Regions from separate parts of the Homo sapiens genome. Here region 2 is linked to region 1. The links are chromatin loops, found by intact Hi-C in ENCODE. Cell type or tissue: endothelial cell of umbilical vein. All regions are shown on one strand. Each heading gives the region's core, and the rest is flanking DNA. Links, peaks and the distances in the headings are about the cores only.

Evidence for each region. A loop is a pair of places that touch in the nucleus more often than their neighbours do. Peaks named below come from ENCODE experiments on the same cell type or tissue, not always from the same donor. Only the 100,000 strongest peaks of a DNase experiment are listed, where the experiment ranks them.
Region 2: a loop joins it to region 1, with 1.9 times the contacts of the local background. A loop is called at or near these places in 2 of 110 quality-filtered maps.

The regions. Positions count from the first base shown.
Region 1 is chr7:74,274,181-74,277,079 of GRCh38, reverse strand. No RefSeq gene overlaps it. Among named protein-coding and RNA genes, the nearest start is that of CLIP2, 14 kb to the left of the region's middle. RefSeq lists enhancers at 2,398-2,467, 2,758-2,807. In endothelial cell of umbilical vein, for the core only: a CTCF peak has its summit at 1,595 (motif pointing left); no DNase peak of the experiment used is centred there.
Region 2 is chr7:74,092,463-74,095,361 of GRCh38, reverse strand. The region is part of intron 2 of LIMK1 (LIM domain kinase 1); the gene reads right to left. Among named protein-coding and RNA genes, the nearest start is that of LIMK1, 10 kb to the right of the region's middle. RefSeq lists enhancers at 407-947, 1,127-1,336, 1,997-2,106, 2,030-2,571. In endothelial cell of umbilical vein, for the core only: no CTCF peak of the experiment used is centred there; a DNase peak (open chromatin) is centred at 1,081; H3K4me3 peaks cover 661 bases; H3K27ac peaks cover 2,500 bases.

The sequences.
Region 1 (2,899 bases), core at 267-2,766:
GAAAGCCGGTGTGTCATGAGTCCCCTCTCACCACTGACATTCCTGACAACTCCCCATCAGGAAGGAAGCACTGGGGCTGGAGACCGATGGTCCCTCTGGTCCCTTTGCCCTGGGTTTGGGATTCGCACCCAGGAGACCCATGGAATCACTGAGACCCCAGTCACAGCAGGGGCTCCAGGTGGGTGAAGGGGGCGGTGGGGTCTCTAAACCAGGGTACGGATGGGTTGAGGGGTTTCTTGTTCAGGGTGAGGGCAGGGTGGAGGTCTCTAAGTCAGGGTGGGGTGGGGTGGGGTGTAGTCCTGGTCTCTGTCCCCCACTCCTTTGGGTGACTTTTATACAGGTTTCTTCCCCCAGCGTGCTGGTCCTAGGTTTGGAAGATGAGGTGGGGGAGGTGCACGTGTATGGTAAATTGCTTTTGGTTTTGATTACAAAATAACGTACATATGAAGTGGCTCTCCAATGTATAGGCATGACTTCAGGATAAGAAAATAAACACCTATGTGAAGGACGCCTGGCTCAAGAAATAGAACTTTCCAGGTATCTTGGAATCCCCTAGTTTCCCCTCTCCATTCCCTCCCCTCCCTAAACATACCTGCTTAGCTGAATTTTGGTTTTCTTCCCTTTTCTTTTCTTTCTTTTTTATTTTATTTTTATTTATTTATTTATTTTGAGTCAGAGTCTTGCTCTGTCGCCCAGGCTGGAATACAGTGGCACGATCTCGGCTCACTGCAATCTCCGTCTCCCGGGTTCAAGCAATTCTCCTGCCCCAGCCTCCCGAGTAGCTGGGACTACAGGCATGTGCCACCACGCCCAGCTAATTTTTGTATTTTTAGTAGAGATGGGGTTTCACCATGTTGGCCAGGCTGGTCTCGAACTCCTGGCCTCAAGCAGCTCTCCTGCGTCAGCCTCACAAATAGCTGGGACTAGAGGCATGAGCTACCACACCCAGCTGCTGCTTTTTTTTTTTCCTGATAAAATTAAGTTTGTTCACTTTACAAAGTGAGCTTCACTTTGCAAAGTGATCCTTCACTTTGCAAAGTAATTTCAGAAGAGTGGTAAATAAGCTGTAGTTATGAATTTAAAATACAGATTTATTTTTAATCCAAGTTTTCAGGGAAAGTAACTTAGAGTGAGACATGCTTGCTTTAAATAACAAATCTATAAATGACACAAATCAGTATGTTAGGATGCTAGAGGACCCTGGAACATTTCAATTCAATTTCTTCATTTTAGGAAATAGGGAACTGAAGGTTATCTCTGGCAATCTGGAGAGGCCAGGAACCCACCGCAGGCCCCCTGGAGATGGAGAGGGAAACAGGCGGGTAAAGAAAGCCCCTCTACTTAGATGGGCTTCTTGGACCTGAACAGCTGCATGTCTGGATGTGGTGGGCTGTGAAATGATCCCTGCCTTGCTGGGTGGTGGGGGTGGAGGTGGCAGCCAGCTCAGCTTGGGACTTGTCTCCAAGGACCAGCTGTGCCCCTGGGTCCTGGCCTCCTGCACCTTTGGGTCCCACCAGTGAGCCTGGCTCTGCAGGTCACCTGCGCTCGGCGTGCCCTTGGCCCTGGTCTCCCACCCTGCATGTGCCCTGCTGGCAGCCACCCACAGTGTCCCCTGCAGGCAGGTGCGTGTCCCTGCAAGCACAACCCAAGCTTTTCTTCCAAAGTCATATTCCAGCCTTCTTAAAATGTGGGTTAGGGCCAGGCACCGTGGCTCACGCCTGTAATCCCAGCACTTTGGGAGGCCAAGGCGGGTGGACCACAAGGTCAGGAAATCGAGACCATCCTGGCCAACATGGTGAAACCCCGTCTCTACTAAAACACACACACAAAAAATTAGCTGGGCATGGTGGTGTGTGCCTGTAGTCCCAGCTACTAGGGAGGCTGAGGCAGGGGAATCGCTTGACCCTGGGAGGCTGAGGTTGCAGTGAGCCGAGATCGCGTCACTGCACTCCAGCCTCGGCGACAGAGCAAGACTGCGTCTCAAAAAAAAAAAAAAAAAAGTGGAATTGGGGTCGGGCGCCGTGGCTCATGCCTGTAATCCCAGCACTTTGGGAGGCCAAGGGGGCAGATCACTTGAGGTCAGGAGTTTGAGACCACCCTGGGCAACATGGTGAAACCCTGTCTACTAAAAATACAAAAATAAGCCGGGCATGGTGGCACACACTGTAGTCCCAGCTACTCAGGAGGCTGAGGCAGAAGAATCGCTTGGACCTGGGAGGCAGAGGTTGCAGTGAGCCGAGATGGTGCCACTGCACTTACTCTGGGCAACAGAGCGAGATTCTGTCTAAAAAAAAAAAAAAAATCCTGTTTCCCCAGGAAACCCCTCTTCCATGGCTGCAACTGGTTCTCCGGAATACTCCTTCCTTCTCCTACCCACAGTCCAACCAGGCTGAGGCCACAGATACTTGGAACTCCTCATCCCTGTCCTTACTTTTTTTGCCTCAAGTAAGAAATCAGATGACACATCAGACCCAGGTCCCGGGGAACTCCCTGGGAAATCAGACACTGGCAGCCCAAGGGTGTTTTTTTTTGTTTTGTTTTGTTTTGAGACGGAGTCTCGCTCTGTCGCCCAGGCTGGAGTGCAGTGGTGCCATCTCAGCTCACTGCAACCTCTGCCTTCTGGGTTCAAGCGATTCTCCTGCCTCAGCCTCCTGATGCACGCCACCATGCCTGGCTAATTTTTTGTATTTTTAATAGAGACGGGTTTCACCGTGTTAGCCAGGATGGTCTCCATCTCCTGACCTTGTGATCCGCCCACCTCGGCCTCTCAAAGTGCTGGGATTACAGGTGTGAGCCACTGTGCCCAGCCCCAAGGGTGTTTTTTTAAAGACAGAGGATATGGGATGGGGTGGTGCAGCTTTGCTCAGAATCCTCATCCTCAAGGTCAAAAAAATAAGAA
Region 2 (2,899 bases), core at 1-2,500, 180 kb after region 1:
GGGTCCTGCTGTGGGGGGGCATGTCTGGGTCAGGGTACAGACCCACACAGAGAACAGGCTAGGGGGTCCGTCCCGCTCTGCCACTGTTTGGGTGCTATGTGTCGGTCACACAGGGACAGAAGAACCAGGCTCCAAAGGGCCACAATCTAGGAGAGAGGCAGGTAGGAAAGACTGGGACCTGGATGAGATGAGGGACCTTAAGGGCTGTTTCCTACCCAGGAAACTCTCCACAGCCTGGGGCCTGCATGGGTATCACTCATGGGCTGTCTGCTAATGCTAATTAACTGTAACTAGGGAACTGGGGTTGAGGAGGGGAGTTCAGCAGTAAGCTGGTGGGACACTGTCCCTTTAAGAGGATCCAGCCACTTCCCCTTTGTCTGGGAGCCTAGGGGAAGGGGTGGGAGTAAAGGGGGAGCAGAAAATGCCAGGGTTTGGAAGCATGTGGGTGAGGGGTGCATCCAGGAAGGGAGGCCTGGTGCATTCCTCCATGGGGGTGGGGAATGCGGAGGCTGGGCCACCGGAGGTGGTGGCGGTGGCAGGGGCGGCAGGAGACGCCACGTCAGGGTCACTGCCCCACTCGGTGCACAGCAGGGGGCCGGCAGTTCACCGGATCACCGCGGGGGTGGGGCGGAGGACGGAAGTTGGTGAGGGGGGTGGTCTACAGGGCACCTCCCGTCCCAGGGCTCTAACCTAATTCGAAAGGGAAAGGAGTGCTGCAGCCGGGAGGCCAGGCCGACTTTGGGTCCTGCCCTCGCAGAAGCCCCCACGCCTGGTGCAGACCAATGACTCGCTTCCTGCCCTTACACCGATCACACATGACCTCGGTCACAGGGGTGCCACATCACAGGAGTGCCCCTCACTCCTGCCTGCAGGAAGCAGGGCCCCCGCATACCTCTGCAGTGGGCGGTGGGTGGGTGGGGGATTAGGAATTGCTGTAACCAAGTGTCCCCATCCCGGGGAGGGAACGCTCTTCCACAACCTGGAAACTGCTACTGGTCCATTCACTCGCTCACGCAGAAACTCACAAACCTTCATCACTGTTGCTCACTTTCAGCAGCTGTGAAAGACCCGGCGGTGATGACTCACCCGAGGGTTTGAGTGCACTTGGCTTCCCTCCGGTCACCACTTCCTTGATGCCTGTTCTACCAGACACTAGGTCTGCCCACCAGTGTCTGCCACTGACCTGCCAGCTCCCCGCGGCCCCAGGCTGGGCATCCACAAAGCTTGGCCCAGGAGAGAGCATAAGTGATTCCTGCCGGCGAGGCCCCCGCTGTGCACCCAGCATCCTCAGAACTGCCCCGAGACCCCGTCTCTGCCTCCATTGCAGACAGGGCACCCAGGCCTGGCCCAGGCTGACTTGGTGGCTCAGTGGCTGGGGCTCGGGGCCTCAGTGAACCTTTGCGGATGGAGAGCACGCCGGAGTTCCTGTCCCTGCCCCTGCCCCGCCCCTCACCCCTCAGGCCTGCATTCTGGCAGGAGCTAGAGGCTGACGGGCCTGGCTCTCTTGAGTGCCCCACACAGAGTGCCTGACTGTCCCTAAGAAGGATGTCAAGGGAGGTGCGCCAGGTACTGAGGCTGTGCAGAGCTGCCCTGGGGACAGCCAGAGAGGAACTCCCTCGGGGGAGAGCCATGCCCTGGCCCCACTCCAGGGTACCCCTCCCTGAGAGCAGGGTAGGACAAAGCCAGGCTGGGGCAGGAGAAGGGGGAGGCACCCGGAGGGCATGAAAGGGGTGCTCTGCAGCCCAGGTGGCTGGCTGGGCTGGGAGACAGCGGTGGCTTCCATAATGACAGGAGTGGAGAATCATCGTTCTACCCAGGGCCACATCCCTGGCCACCAGGTGTGAAGAAACAGCAGGTGGAGGACCGGCCTCATGGGGAGACTGTCCTGGAAGGACCCACAGCTTTGGCAGTGGCCTGCTCCCAGGCTGCAGCCGACAGTAACCAAGGAGTTTCAGTTCTGCCCCAGAGCCTGGACCTAGGTGGGTCGGCTTCCAGCCCCAGGCCTTACACCAGGGGCCCTGCCTGGAGCCCAGGACAAGTAGGGAGGGGGATTCCCACTTACTTAGCCCTCTGGAGGAAGCGGCGTCTTCTTGGGGCTGAAGCCAACAGCATCCTCTGTGGCTACACTGGGGGCTCTGGAGGTCTAAGGGAGGGCAGGGGTGGCCAGACCAGCTGCTTCCCCATCCTCCCTCAGGGGCTCAGGATTGGAGGCTGCAGAGGGTGGGGCCAGCGTGGCTGCAGCGCACAGGAGGAGGCTGCAGCCGCGTGGGTGCCAGGGGACTTGGTCTGAGCCTGCAACAGGAAGTGGCTGAAGCACCCTTTGCCTGGGCTTTGGTGCGGGTGGGGAGCGAGCGATCTAGGCTTGGACCCCAGGCAGGGAGCCTGTGGCCCGTCCCTGGCCCTCAGTCCTGAACACACGCTGTAGGCTCCTCAGCCTCGGCCCTGGCAACGGCACTGAAGGCCTCAGGCTTCTCTGGGGACAGGGACAAGCTCAAAAGCAGCTGCCTCTTCCACTGCTGCCCCCAAGGGAACAGAGGTCGACTTCCTATGGACAGTTTGTCTTCGCCAAAAAGGTCCCCTGAAGAAAGGGAGGTTGCATCCCGCCGCTGCTCCAACCCCACAGGCCAGCAGCATGCTCAGCCCTCCTTGCCCAGGGCCAGCCCACCCAGCTGCCAAGGAGATGCTACCAGGGATGCGGCAGCCCTGGGGGTTGTGCACAGGAGGCTTCCTGGAGGGGACCTCGCAGAGGCAGTATGTGAGCCAAAGGGAAGCCTGGACCAGTCCAAGCCTGGTCATAACCTTCCGGGAGGCAGGGCCTGCAAGGGGCTGGGAGGTCAGAACACAGAAAGGGGCAGGCCCCGGAGTGACAACCCTCAGGGCTAATACCAGAGGTCCCATG